Linked DNA regions of Homo sapiens: region 1 is linked to region 2. A link is an interaction called in ENCODE POLR2A ChIA-PET data of the cell type or tissue named here. Cell type or tissue: MCF 10A. All regions are shown on one strand. Links, peaks and the distances in the headings refer to the core of each region. The heading gives the core; the rest is flanking DNA.

Evidence for each region. ChIA-PET counts read pairs that join two places held together with the same protein. Peaks named below come from ENCODE experiments on the same cell type or tissue, not always from the same donor. Only the 100,000 strongest peaks of a DNase experiment are listed, where the experiment ranks them.
Region 1: POLR2A ChIA-PET joins it to region 2 with 6 read pairs; 1 of 35 experiments calls an interaction of 5 or more read pairs at or near these places.

What each region holds. Positions count from the first base shown.
Region 1 is chr1:173,000,522-173,007,834 of GRCh38, forward strand. No RefSeq gene overlaps it. Among named protein-coding and RNA genes, the nearest start is that of TNFSF18, 47 kb to the right of the region's middle. In MCF 10A, for the core only: a CTCF peak has its summit at 4,960; a DNase peak (open chromatin) is centred at 2,840.
Region 2 is chr1:174,219,353-174,226,665 of GRCh38, forward strand. It overlaps RABGAP1L (RAB GTPase activating protein 1 like), which reads left to right. Exons shown (of 26, transcript NM_001366446.1): 3 at 1,620-1,812. Among named protein-coding and RNA genes, the nearest start is that of RABGAP1L, 63 kb to the left of the region's middle. RefSeq lists silencers at 1,133-1,252, 6,553-6,692. In MCF 10A, for the core only: no CTCF peak of the experiment used is centred there; a DNase peak (open chromatin) is centred at 3,019.

The sequences.
Region 1 (7,313 bases), core at 1,248-5,247, 1.2 Mb before region 2:
TATAGAAATACTACTGATTTTGGTATTTCACTTTTATATCCTGTAAATTTACTGAATTTATTAGTTCTAATAGTTTTTTGGCTGAGTCGAGGCTTTTCCAAATACAAGATCATATCATCTGTAAACAAAGGTAATTTGACTTATTCCTTTTCAATGTGGATGCCTTTTATTTCTTTCTCTTGTTTCATTGCTCTAGCTAAGACTTCCAGAACTATGTTGAATAACAATGGTGAAAGTTGTCAACCTTTCATGTTCCAGATCTAGAGGAAAGGCTTTCAGTTTTTCCCCATTTAGCATAATACTATCTATGGGTCTATAATATATAGCATTTATTATGTTTAGGTATGTTCCTTCTATCTCATTTTTTGAGGATTTTTATCATGAAGGGATGTTGAATTTTATCAAATGCTTTTTTCAGCATTAATTGAAATGATCATATGGTTTCTGTCCTTCATTCTGTAGATAAAATGTATCATATTGATTGATTTGCATATGTTGAACCATCCTTACATCCCTGGGATAAATTCCACTTGGTAATGATGAATGATCTTTTAATGTATTGTTGAATTCAGTTTGCTAGCATTTTGTTGTGGATTTTTGCATCGATATTTATCAGACATGTTGCCTTGTAGTTTTCTTTTTTTGATGTGTCTGTTTGGCTTTGGTATTAGGGTAATATTGGCCTCCTGGGATTAACTTGGAAGTATTCCCTCTTCCTCTATTTTTTGGAACAGTTTAAGGAGGATTGGTATTAATTCTTCTTTTAAATGTTTGTAAAATTCAGCAGTGAATCCATCAGGTCCTGGGCTTTTCTTTACTGGGAGATGTCTTATTATGGCCTTGATCTTGTTACTTGTTATTGGTCTGTTCAGGTTTTGGATTTCTTCATGATTGAATTTTAGTAGGTTATATGTGTATAGGAGTTTAACCATTTCTTCTAGATTTTCCAAATTTGCTTATAGTAGCCACTAATGATCCTTTGAATTTCTGTGTTTACAGTTGTTATGTCTCCTTTTACGTCTCTGATTTCATTTATTTGTGTCTTCTCTTTTTCTGAGTCTGACTAAAGATTTGCAAATTTTGTTTATCTTTTCAAGAAAACAACTTTTTGTTTTATTAATCTTTTGCATTGTTTTCTTCAATTAAATTCATTTATTTCTGCTCTGATTTTTATCATTTCTTTTCTTCTAGTAATATTTGGTTTGATTTGCTCTTGCTTTTCTAGTTCTTTAAGATACATTATTTGGTTGAAGATGTTCTTTTTTGATGCAGGCACTTATAGCTATGAACTTCCCTCTTAGTACTGCTTTAGCTGTATCCCATAGCTTTTGGTATGTTGTATTTCCATTATCATTTGCTTCAAGAAATCTATTAGGTCCATTTGTTCTATAGTGCAGATTGAATACAATTTTTGTTGTTATTGATTTTCTGTCTGGGAGATCTGTCCGATGCTGAAAGTAGAGTGTTGAAGTCTCCTGCTATTATTGTACTGGGGCCTATCTCTTTAGCTCTAATTTGATTTGGTTTTTATATCTGGATGCTCAAGTGTTGGGTTCAAATACATTTACATTCATTATATCCTCTTACTGAATTGACCCCTTTTTCATCATATAATGACCATCTCTGTCTCTTCTTATAGTTTTTTCTTTAAATCTATTTTGTCTAATATACACATGGCTACTCCTGCTATTCTTTGGTTTCCATTGGCATGGAATATATTTTTCTATCCCTTTACTTTCAGTCTATTTGTATCTTTATAACTGAAGTGTGTTTCTTATAGACAACAGATCATTGGGTCATTTTTAAAATTAATTCAGCCACTCTGTCTTTTGATTAGAGACTTAAATCCACTTAAATTTAATGTTATTATTGAGAATTAAGAACTTACTCCTGCCATTGTGCTATTTGTTTTTTCATTGTTTTGCAGTCTTCTCTTCCTTGTTTTATTCCTTCTTATCTGCTTTTTGGTGAAAGTGATTTTCTTTGGTGGTCTGCTTTAATTTCATGCTCTTTGTTTTTTGTGTAGCTGTTGTAGATTTTTTGATTTGAGGTTACCATGGGGCTTTCAAATAATATTTTATAGCTGATTATTTTAAACTGATGAAAACTTGACACTGATTGCATAAAAAACACACAAAATAACTCTTTAAAAACTGTATGCTTTTCTTTTTTTTTTTTTTTTTTTGAGATAGAGTCTTGCTCTGTCACCCAGGCTGGAGTCCAGCAATGCCATCTCGGCTCACTGCAGCCTCCATGATTCTCCTACCTTAGCCTCTCAAGTAGCTGGGATTACAGGCCTGGGCCACCATGTCCAACTAATTTTTGTATTTTCAGTAGAGACAGGGTTTCGCCATGTTGGCCAGGCTGGTCTCAAACTCCTGACCTCAAGTGATGCACCTGCCTTGGCCTCCCAAAGTGTTGAGATTACAGGTATGAGCCACTGCACTTGGTCCACAACTGTATACTTTGACTTTATTCCCTTGCTATTTAACTTTTAGTTCTCTTTATGTCTTATTGTACTGTCTATGTTTTGAAAAGTTGTCGTAGTTGTTATTTTTTATTGAGTCATCATTTAGTCTTTCTACTTAAGAGAAGTTTACACACCGTGAGTACTGTGTTATACTGTTCTGTATTTTTCTATGTGTTTACTATTATCAGCAAGTTGTATACCTTCAGATGATTTCTTCTTGCTCATTAAAGTCCTTTTCTTGGGCTGGGTGCAGTGGCTCACACCTAAAATCCCAGTACTTTGGGAGGCCAAGGCAGGCATATTGCCTGAGCTCAGGAGTTTTTGATCAGCCTGGGCAACATGATGAAATCCCATCTGTACTTGAGCCTGGGAGGTTGAGGCTGCTGTGAGTCATGATGGTGCCATTGCACTCCCCAGCCTGGTAACAGAGCAAGACGTCATCTGAAAAAAAAAAAAAAAAAAAAAAAAAAGGTCCTTTTATTTCAGAAGGAAGATCTCCCTTTAGCATTTCTTATAAGACAGAGTTGATGAAATCCCTCAGCTTTTGTTTGGCAAGGGTTTTATTTCTTCATGCTTAAAGGATATTTTCACCAGATATACTATTCTAGGGTAAAAGTTTTCTTTTTTTCCTTCAGCACTTCGTGCCACTCCCTCCTGGCCTTCTTTCCACTGAAAAGACTGCTGCCAGACATATTGGAGCGCCGTTCTATGTTGTTTCTTTTCTCTTGCTACTTTTAGTATCCTTTCTTTATCCTTGACCTTTCAGAGTTTGATTATTAAATGTCTTAAGGTAGTCTTCCTTGGGTTAAATCAGCTTGGTGTTCTACAACCTTCTTCTACTTGGATATTAATATACTTCTCTAGGTTTGAGAAGTTCTCTGATATTATCCCTTTAAATAAATTTTCTTACCCCTATGTGTTTCTCTAACTCTTCTTTAAGGCCAATAACTCTTTGATTTGCCATTTTTAAGCTATTTTCAAGATCTTGTAGGCAGGCTTCATCACTTTTTATTATTTTTTTCTTTTGTCCGTGACTATGTATTTTGAAATAGCCTATCTTCAAGCTCACTAATTCCTTCTTCTGCTTAATTTAATTCATTTGGTGAGGTCATGTTTTCCTAGTTGGTGTTAATGCTTGCAGATGTTCTTCAGTGTCTGGGCATTGAGGAGTTAGGTATTTATTATAGTCTTCACAGTCTGGGCTTATTTGTACCTATCGTTCTTGGGAAGGCTTTCTAGGTATTTGAAGGGACTTGAACCCCAAACTCAATAATGCTGTGCTTTTTCCAGACTCGTAGAGGTACCACCTTGGTTGTCTTGGATAAAATCTGGAATAATTATCTGGGTTACCAGGAGAGACCCTTGTTCTTTTCGCTTACTTTCTCCAAAACATATGAAGCCTCTCTCTCTGTGCTGAACCACCTGGAACTGGAGGTGTGATGAGGTAAGCACCCCTGTGGCCACCATCACTGGGACTGCATTGTGTCAGACCTGAAGACAACACAACACTGTCGCAAGGCCCTTCCCTTCAGTTCCCCCTAGTCCTGGGCATGTCCAGAGATGCTATCTAGAAGCCAGGAATTGGAGTCAAAAACCTTAGCAATTTACTTAATATTCTATTCTACTGCAGCTAAGTTGGCACTCATACCACAATACAAAGTCTTTCCTGCTCTTCCTTCCCTGTTCCACAGGCAGAGGAGCCTCTCCCTGTGGCTGCCACCAACACCAGTCCATGGTAGTGGGGGGAAGGTGGGGGAGTTTTCCTAGGCCACCACCAATGTTCTCTTAAAGCCCAAGGGCTCTCCCATCAGCTTATGGTGAGTGCTGCCAGGCCTAGGATTCACCTTTCAGGGCAGTGGGCTCCCTTCTGGCCCAGAGCAGGACCAGAAATGCTGTCCATAAACCTAGTCCTGCACTCAGGGACCCGAAGAGCCTGCTGTTGCTCTATCCTGCTGTGGCTAAACTGGTACCTAGGGCCCCAGAGCACTTCAGCTCACAATGGTGACGCTTGCCGAGAAACTCAATTCCAACCACTGGGATGGGCAATCCTCCTCTGGCTAGGGTTTGTCCAAATGCTCCTCCATGCATGGGTGCTGGCTTAGCCTAGCATGGCTTTATTATCTGCTGTGACAGGGCAATACTGAAGTCAATATAAAGTTCCCAATTTGCTGTGCTCTCCCTCCCCAAAATGCAGAGATTATCCATACCACACAGCTGCTGCTCGGGATGGGGGATGGGTGGCATTGGTGATTGAGGACCATCTCTCCTGCCCTCCTCAATGCCTCTTTCCACAATACAAAGTTAAAACGAGGTACTGTGATTGCTTCCTTGATTTTTGGTTCTTCTGACAGTGCTTTTCTGTGTGCAGATAGTTGTTATAGTCTGGTGTTCCAGCAGGGGGAACAAACAATGTAGGCTTTTATTTCAACATTTTGCTCTCTGCTCCATATGTTAATTTTGTGTCCTGCAACTTCACTGAATTCATTTATTAGTTCTAACAGTTTTTTGGAAGTCTTCAAGGTGTTCTTTTCTGAGATCATTTTGTCTGCAGAGACAATTTAATTTCTTTCTTTCTAATTTTGATGCCCTTCATTTCTTTCTCTTGCTAAACTGCTCTAGCTAGGACTTACATATGAAGTCAATGGACTACACTGACTAGAAGAGGTGAGAGTAGAGATCATTATCTTCTTCCTGATCTTAAAGGAAAAGCTTTCAACTTTTTACCAGTGACTGTAATGTTAGCTGTGAGTTTTTCATATATGGTTTTCATTGTGTTGTGGTACACTCCTTCTATACCTAATTTGTTAAGGGTTATTATTATTGAAAGATGTTGAATTTTGACAAATACTTTTTCTTCATCTATTGAAATGATCATATGTCTTTTGGCCTTCATAATGTTAATGTGGTATATAGCATTTATTGATTTCCATAAGTTGAAGTGTCCTTGCATCTCTGAGATAAATCCAACTTGATCATAGTATATGATTTTCTTAATGTGTTGTTGAATTAGGTTTGCTAATATTTTGTTGAGGATTTTTTACATCTATGTTCATCAGAAATACTGGTCTGTAATTTTCATTTCTTGTAGTGTAATTGCCTAGATTTCATATCAAGGTAATTCTGGCTTCATAAAATTAGTTTCAAAGTATTCCCTCCTCTTTGATTATCTTGGAAGAGTTTGAGGAGAATTTGTATTACCATTCTAAATGTTTGGTAGAATTCAGCAGTGAAACTTTCTGGTCCTGGGCTTTTCTATGATGGGAGTCTTTTTATTAATATTTCAATTTCCTCACTTGTGATTGTTCTGTTTAAATTTCCTATTTCTTTATTGTTCAGTCTTGGTAAATTCTATGTTTCTAGGAATTTATTTGTTTCCTCTAGGTTGTCCAGTATGTTGGTGTATGATTGTTTGTAGTAGTCTCTTTGATTTTTTGTGCTTCTGTGGTATCAGTTATAATGTCTCCTGATTTTATTTATGTCTTTCTGATTTTATGTCTTCTGATTTTATTTATGTCTTCTCTATTTTTTCTTAGTCTAAAGGTTTGTTGATTTTGTTAGTCTTTTCAAAAAACTTAGTTTCACTGATCTTTTGCATTGTTTTACTAGTCTCTGTTTTATTTATTTTTGTTCTGATGTTTATTGTTTCCTTTCTACTAGATTTGGGCTCAGATTTTTTTTTTTTTCTAATTCCTTGAGGTACAATGTTTGGCTGTTTATTTGAGATCTGTCTTCTTTTTTGATGTAGGCATTTATTGCTATAAACTTAACTCTTAAAACTGTTTTTGCTACATCTCATAAGTTTTGATATGTTGTGTTTCCATTTTCATTTGTTTCTAGATATCTTTTAATTGCCCTTTTAATTTCTTCTTGATCCATTGGTTGTTCATATTATTTAATTTCCATATATTTGTGAATGTTTCAAAATTCCTCTGTCATTGACTTCTAGTTTCATACCATGGTGGTTAAAAATATACTTGCTGTGATTTCAATGTCCTAAAAGTTATTACAACTTTTTTGCAGTTTAACATTATTATCCTGGAGAATATTGCATATGCATTTAAGAAGAATGTGTATTTTACTACTCTAAATGGAATGTTCTGTATGTGTTTGTTAGGCCCATTTGGTCTAGAGTGTAGAAGCCCAATGTTTCCTTATTGATTTTCTGCCTGGATGATCTATCTATTGTTGAAAGTAGGATATTGAAGTCCCCTACTATTATTGTATTGCATTTTATTGCAGTCTATATCTCCCTTCAGATCTATTAATATTTGCTTTATCTATTTAGGTATTCCTATGATGGGTGCATATATATACAACTGTTGTTCCTCTTGAAGGATTGACCTCTTTATCATTATATAATGACCTTCTTTGTCTCTTTTTACAGTTTTTGACTTAAAATCTATTTTATGTAAGTATTGCTACCCCTGCTTTTTAAATTTTCTATTTGCCTGGAATATCTTTTTCTATCTTTTCACTTCTAGCCTATATATATTTTTAAACATGAAGTGGGTCTCTTGTAGGCAGCATATAGTTGGTCTTGCTGCTGGTTTTCTTCTTTTAATCTGTTCAGCCACTCTGGTTTTTTATTAGAAAATTTAATACATTTACATTCAAGGTAATTATTGATAAGTGAGTCCTTACTATTGCCATTTTGTTCATTGTTTTCTTCTTGCTTTGTAGCTCCTTTGTTCTTTTTTTCCTCTTTTGCTGTCTTCCTTTGTTATTAGATGATTTTTCTCTAGTGGTATGCTTTGACTATTTTGCTATTGTGTATCTATTATGTTTTTGCCTTATGGTTATGAGGCTTAAATAAAATATCTTGTAGTTGTAACAGTCTCATTTA
Region 2 (7,313 bases), core at 1,249-5,248:
AGGAGATGTGTAAAATGCAAAGGTTTTTCTCAAGTGCTGACTTTCAAAATAAAATCAATGTTTGATTTATCCAGACCCTAATTATTTGGTTTGTGTATTTTAAAAAGTTCTTGCTTTTGGTTGTTTACCTTTTGATTTGGAATTTTAGGGGGAAGAATAAAAGAAGAAAAAGAAGAGAAAGGATTTTTTGGTGAATTAGACATAATGGTTAAATTTTACATTACTTTATCTGGATGTTTTTGTTTCTCTTACTGCTGGGTTTTAGAAGTTAATTAAATGTTTTGCTTTCACTTGAGAGACTTTTTTCTTTATGATTTTTATGTTTTAAATCAGCTGGTAACGTTCCGTTGTGTGATTTAACAGTCGACTTGTCTAAATGTTTTTAAAGCATATCTTATATTTTTAGCATTTGAGTTTTTATTTAGATATGGTCCCTTTTTCACTTCTGTGTTGCACTTTCTAAGTCAAAGAAAAGGAAGCAAGTAAACTCAGTTATATAGGCTTGAAAATGGTATAACTGTCTTCTAGAAACAGGAATAGGAAAAGTAGTTAAAAGTGCTATATATTACTTATGACTTTTATTTAGTATTAACTATGGCATCAAAAGTGTATTAATATATCAGTCTAATAAAATATATTCTGAAAATGAGATTACTAAATGTTTATGTTGAGAATATATTGTTTTATAATTTTATTTAAATAATCAGTGGCTTTATTTTTAGATACCTGTATTTTAGCATTATTGTGTTTAAGACATCACTTATTTGCTTAGGCTTTGTGTTTCACCTGCCTTTGAGAAAACTATGAGTCAACTTAAGTGTAAGGAAATTAGCAATATTCATCTTGGGAGCTAGCCAACAATTTGTAAAGAAATCAGAAATATGGTTATGCTGTGCTAACAAGAAATATAACCTTTTAAATGATATTCATAATAGACCCGATTTAAATTTACCTATTTTTTCCTTTAGACATGTAAATTTAAGGTTATCTGATTTTTAGGGTGTGTTCCTAAAAAAGAAAAAGAAAAAGAAGGGCCAGGCGTGGTGGCTCATAGCCTGTACTCCCAGCACTTTGGGAGGCCAAGGTGGGCAGATTGCTTGAGGTAAGGAGCTCAAGACCAGCCTGGCCAATGTGGGGAAATCCCGTCTCTACAAAAAATACAAAAATTAGCTGGGTGTGGTCGTGCACGCCTGTAGTCCCATCTACTTGAGAGGCTGAGGCATGAGAATCGCTTGAACCCAGGAGGCGAAGTTTGCAATAAGCTGAGATTGCACCGCTGCATTCCAGCCTGGGTGACAGAGTGAGACTCTGTCTTTAAAAAGAAAGGGGAAAAAAAGATAAATACATCTCTGTAAATAGGATCTTATATAAAATGTAGTTGGAAACTGTCTTAAGTGTTTTATAAAGAATCCTTTTGTGAAACTAATAATCTTCCTCTAATTTAGTTTTATAACCAGGATTTTAATGTATTATATATGTGAAACAACTTCTTAGTATTTTAGTAACTATATTTAAATATTTAGATTGTTTTAATTTCTTCTAGAAATGAAATACTTTCATAAAATTTAGCTTCAGAACTATGGTAGAATTGAAACAGAATTGTCTTGCTGTGTCTGTAGATAGTTTCTAATGGTGATGAACAATTGGAAAAAGCCATGGAAGAGATTTTGAGAGATTCCGAGAAAAGGCCAAGCAGTCTTCTTGTTGATTGTCAAAGTTCCAGTGAGATTTCAGACCATTCGTTTGGAGATATTCCAGCCAGCCAAACAAATAAGCCATCTCTTCAGTTAATTTTGGATCCGTCTAACACAGGTACTGTATTGAATTCTTAGAAACTATTAAAGAAATGGGATAAAGTAATAGTGAAAATTTTAAGATGAAAATCAGAAAAAATTGTTAGCTCTTCTCAAGCTTTCAGTTCTTGTTGAGAGTTTCCACTTCGGTGTTATGTTTCTGCCTATATCTCTGCCTATAAAAATCAGGTCTTAATGTTCTTTGGGAACAAAGACTATGTCTGGGTCCTCATTTTACCCCTAGTACTTCATGCATGGTAGGTCCTCAACAGATACTTACTGAACAAATGAGTAAATACTTGGGTGTCACAGAATAGTGTAATGGAGATAGTCTTTCATGTGATGTGCCTTTTTGCTCAGTTTCACTACACTTATTTAAAGTTATATTTAGTAAAAACTCTAAGTAAAACATATCAATTCCAACAGTGTATTAAATAATAAATACATCTATGAATAATTAGGATTTGTACTTTGAATACTAGCTTATAAGTCAAGATGCTTTTGGGTGCAAAAATAAATAAAACCAAAACCAGCTCCAACTTCAGCTGGCTTAAACACCACAGGTATAATTTGATCTAGGCTCTGATGGTGTTTTTTTGGTAACTACTCAGCTCTGATCTTGTCTATGTTACCTTTCTCCTTAGCTGGTTACAAAGTAGCTACCAGCAGAAACTGGTAGGTAAGGGAAGGTGACCTGTTTGTGCCTGGTGGCAAAGAGAAAGTCTTCATTCTTTTACTGATTTTTAAAATTTCTTTGGTGACACGATCTCATTCTGTCATCCAGGCTGAAGTGCAGTGATGCTGTTCAGCCTTCTGAGTAGCTGGGTGTGTACCACCATGCCTAGCTAATTTTTTTTTTTTTTTTGTAGTGATGGGGTTTTGCCATGTTGACCAGGCCGGTCTTGAATTCCTGGCTTCAGGTGATCTGCCCACCTCAGCCTCCCAAAGTGTCGGGTTTACCAGTGCAAGCCATTGCACCCATCCCTGGCCTGTTTTACGGATTAAATAAAAGTTCTGAGTTTTACTCTGATTGGACCAGTGAAACCATTTTCTAGTAGTGAGGGAAATGACATGAACTGATAGCTGTAGGCCTGGGTTACATTCAAACCTGTAAATAAGTCACTCTGACAGAGGGGATGGGATTATCCTAATTGGCTTAGGAAACTCGTGATTCATTTCTGAACCAAATGAACCTTGGTACAGGGTAAGTATAGGTATAGCCAAACTGTTACACAATAGGGCTGTGATGCATTTATGTAGGGAATGTAATCACAGTGCCTTCCATGGCAAGGATGATTAAGCATTAGAAAAATCTTTCAGTGTGGTTTACCACATAAAGTGGTGAAGAGTGAAAAAGTATCAGTAGATAAAGAACAAGCACTGGATAAAATTTAAAATTTTACATGTATATGCACATGTAAAGTTCTTGGAAAACTTAGAAGGAAACTTGCTTAATCAAATATCTATCAAAGTCTTATGTTTTATGCTGAAATTTAAAATGCGTTACCATCAAGATATATTGAAACAGGAGCAGTTAGGGCATGATAGCTATCACCATAGCTCTTTGACGTTGTACTAAAGAATCCAGCCAATGCAAGATGACAGGAAAAAGAAATGAAGTGTGATTAGAAAAAAAGTGAAAAAATTCTCATGATTGGTAAAGTATTTAAGAAAGTGAATGGATAAGCTATTAGATTTAAAGACTTTTTGCCAGGCATGGTGGCTCATGCCTGTAATCCCAGCAATTTGGGAGGGTGAGGCGGGCAGATCACTTGAAGTCAGGAGTTTGAGACCAGCCTGGCCAACATGGCAAAACCCCGTCTCTATTAAAAATACAAAAATGGCTGGGCGGGGTGGCTCAAGCCTGTAATCCCACCACTTTGGGAGGCCAAGATGGGCAGGTCACGAGATCAGGAGTTCCAGACCAGCCTGGCTAATATAGTGAAACCCCGTCTCTACTAAAAATACAAAAATTAACTGGGTGTGGCAGCACATGCCTGTAGTCCCAGCTACTCAGGAGGCTGAGGCGAGAGAATCGCTTGAACCTGGGAGGCAGAGGTTGCAGTGAGCCAAGACTGCACCATTGCACTCCAGCCTGCGTGACAGTGAGACTCTGTCTAAAAAAAAAAAAAAAAAAAAAAAAAAAAATTAGCTGGGCAGGGTGGTGAACACTTGAAATTCCAGCTGCTCAGGAGGCTGAGACAGAAAAGTCACTTGAACCCAGGAGGTGGAGGTTGCAATGAACTGAGATCATGCCACTGCACTCCAACCTGGGCAACAGAGTGAGACTCCATCTCAAAAAAAAAAAAAAAAAAAAGATTTAACGACTTTTAGGAAGGTTAGCACCAACAGTAGAAAATAAAATTGCCATTCATAATACCAACAAAAATAATAGGTAACAAGGAAGAAACAAAAATTTATGTAAAATTTTAATAAAATTATAAAATGTTATTGAAGGAAATGAACACCTGAATGAATGGGGAGAGATGCCATGTTGATTGATAGGAGTCAACCTTGAAAAGATGTAACTTATCTCCAAATTAGTCTGTAACTTGGGTGGGAATTTCAAATTTTCAGTTATTTTTATAAACATTCTGAAATGTATCTGGACAAGTAGAGGTACACAGGTAGCTAAGAAAATTTTTAAAAAGAATATTATGTATTAAGATAGACTACAGAGTTACAGTGATTAAACCAATGTGATATTGGCTTGTTATAGAAGTGAATCACTAGAACAGGGTACCAGAAACAAACCTATGTATATAAAGGATTTCAGTATATGACAGAATTCGCTTCACATACCACTGGGGGAAATGGTAACTATGCAGTAAATAGTGTTGGGACAGTTGCATCTTTGAGTGCAATAAAATAAAATTAGGTTCCTTAGTTGTACATAAAAATTATTTTTAGTGAATCAGATATTTAAAGTGAGAAATAAGCCTGTAAGAAGAAAACAATGGAGCATATTTTTGTGATTGTCAAGGTAGGAAAAGCCAAATCACAAAAGGAAAAGATAGTTGCATATCATTATAGAAAAATTTAAGTCTGGCCTGGGCATGGTGGCTCACACCTGTAATCCCAGCACTTTGGGAGGCCAAGGTGGGTGGATTACTTGAGGTCAGGAGTTCAAGACCAGCCTGGCCAACATGGTGACACCCGGTGTCTACTAAAATACAAAAATTAGCCGGGCATGGTGGTTCATGCCTGTAATCCCAGCTGAGAATCTGGGCAGGAGAATGGCTTGAACCCAGGAGGCGGAGGTTGCAGTGAGCCAAGATTACACCACTGCACTCCAGCCTAGGCAGCAGAGTGAGACTCCATCTCAAAAAAAAATTTTAAATCTGAGTGCAAAAGACCATTTAGGTTATCTATTTCTTCTTGAGTGTACTTTGGTGTTTTCATCTTTCAAGTAATTGGTTAATTTCACCTAAGTATGGGGATAGAGTTGTTTCTCTGTTATAGAGTAATATTCTCTTATTATCCTTTTAATGTCTGCAGGATGTGTATTAATATCCTCTCATTCCTGATATTGACATGTATTACATATACATACATTGAAAAACCTACCAGTCTAATAATTTTGCTTTCAACAGCCATACGTATATTTCCTTGAGCACTTTAAAAATGCTTTTCCAGTGTCTTCTTGTCTCCATTGTTTCTGATAACAAATCTGAAGGGATTTGAATCATTGTTCTCCTATTTGTAATATGTTATTTTTCTTTGCTTTCAGTACTTTTATTTCATTGTTTTCAGCAGTTTGATTATCTGTGTGTGGTTTTCTTTGAGTTTATCTTTTTTTTTTGGATCACTGAGATTCTTGAATCTGTAAATTTATATCTTTAACCAAATTTGGGAGTTTTCACCCATTATTTCTTGGTAATTGTTTTGTTTCTACACTAATCTCTTTCTTTTCTGGGACTCAGTAGACAAAAATGGTAGACATTTCCATACCGTTCTCACAATTCCTTAGGCTCTTTTCATTGTTTTCCCTGTGTTCAAGCTCACTGACTTTTTACTTTGTTAATCTCCATTCTGCTATTGAGATCGTCTGATGAATTTTTAATTTTAGATATTGTATTTTTCTGTTTTTAAATTTACATTGTTTTTTAAAGTTTTTTTGTTTCTCTGTGGATAGTTTTGATATTTTTATTCATTACAGGTGTTTTCACGTTTATTTTATGGATTATTTATGGAGCAACTGGGACATCTTGGGATTGGTCTGTGGATTATTTTTTCACTTGAGAATAGATCACCCTTTTATGTTTGTTGAGTAATTGGCTTGTTCCCAGAGTTTTCGAATCTTATGTTTTGAGACTATTTCTTGTTAAAATCCTCTGAAGAATGTTGACTTTTTTTTTTTTTTTTTTTTTAAAGCAGACATTCCACCTGGTTGTGTCCAAACTGCAAGATCTGTCTTGCTTTCTGGTTCCAAAGTATTTTCAATTCTCAAAACCTTTGCTGTGCTTCTTCAGTCTGTTCCACATGCATACACAGTTTGCTAGTTTACACGCAGAGTTAGGGGATTATCTTCTTCAGCTCTCTCCTCTCTGAGATTTCCCCACACTCTCTGGCTTCCTTGGGCCATTTTCCTTCTACCCCTGTGTTAGAAAGACAGGTTTCTTTCTTAGAGTTTTTGCTGCTTTGTGCTGTTTTGCAGAATCATATGTCTGGAGCACTTTATGACAAAGTGGTGAGAGAAAAGAGAGGGAAAAATAATAGAGTTTTTCTTTTCCATTTTTGGGTTATAGGGGCCTCTTTGCTTTGGTATTTTAGCCTTTGAGACACATTTCTTTTCCTCCAGATTGTAGATGCTTACAGTACCACCGCGACTACCAGCATTTCAGGTAGTTCTGTGGTCGGGGCTAGTGGTAGAACTGGGAGAGAAAACAAAACAGAAACAAGTCATGATTTCTCAGATACTCTCTAGTTTGCAGGGACTTCTTTTTCTGTTATTTGGCTGGAAAGATTGGATTTCTTTGTTTTGTTGCTCACTGCTATTCTGCAACTCGGACCACCCTTAGGTCAAAACTGGGAGGTGATGATGAGAAAAATGGAAAACTCACCACTGTAATAGAGGTTCAGATTTTCACTTTCCTCTCCACTCTGGCTGTTCCTATTTACTTTTTAAAAGGAGGCTGGATGTGGTGGCTCACGCCTGTAATCCCAGCGCTTTGGGAAGCCAAAGTGGGCGGATCACTTGAGCTCAGGAGTTCAAGACCAGCCTGCGCAACATAGCGAAACCCAATCTCAATAAAAAAAGAAAGAAAGAGTCCTCCGGTCGTTGCTTTTTATATTCTGTCGAAAGTTTTCAGGTATAATCTGTGGGAGAGATAACTTATAACAGTAGGAGAGATAAATTGTAACAGGCTTATCACTTCAATTTCACTGGTCCAGTTCAATAATCTTGAGTCTGTTTTTGCTTCAGCTGTTTTGAAGTTCTGCTATTAAGGGCATAGTCACTTAGAATTTTTGTGTTTTCTTAATGAATTGACCATTTTAGCCTTGTGAAATATCCGTTTT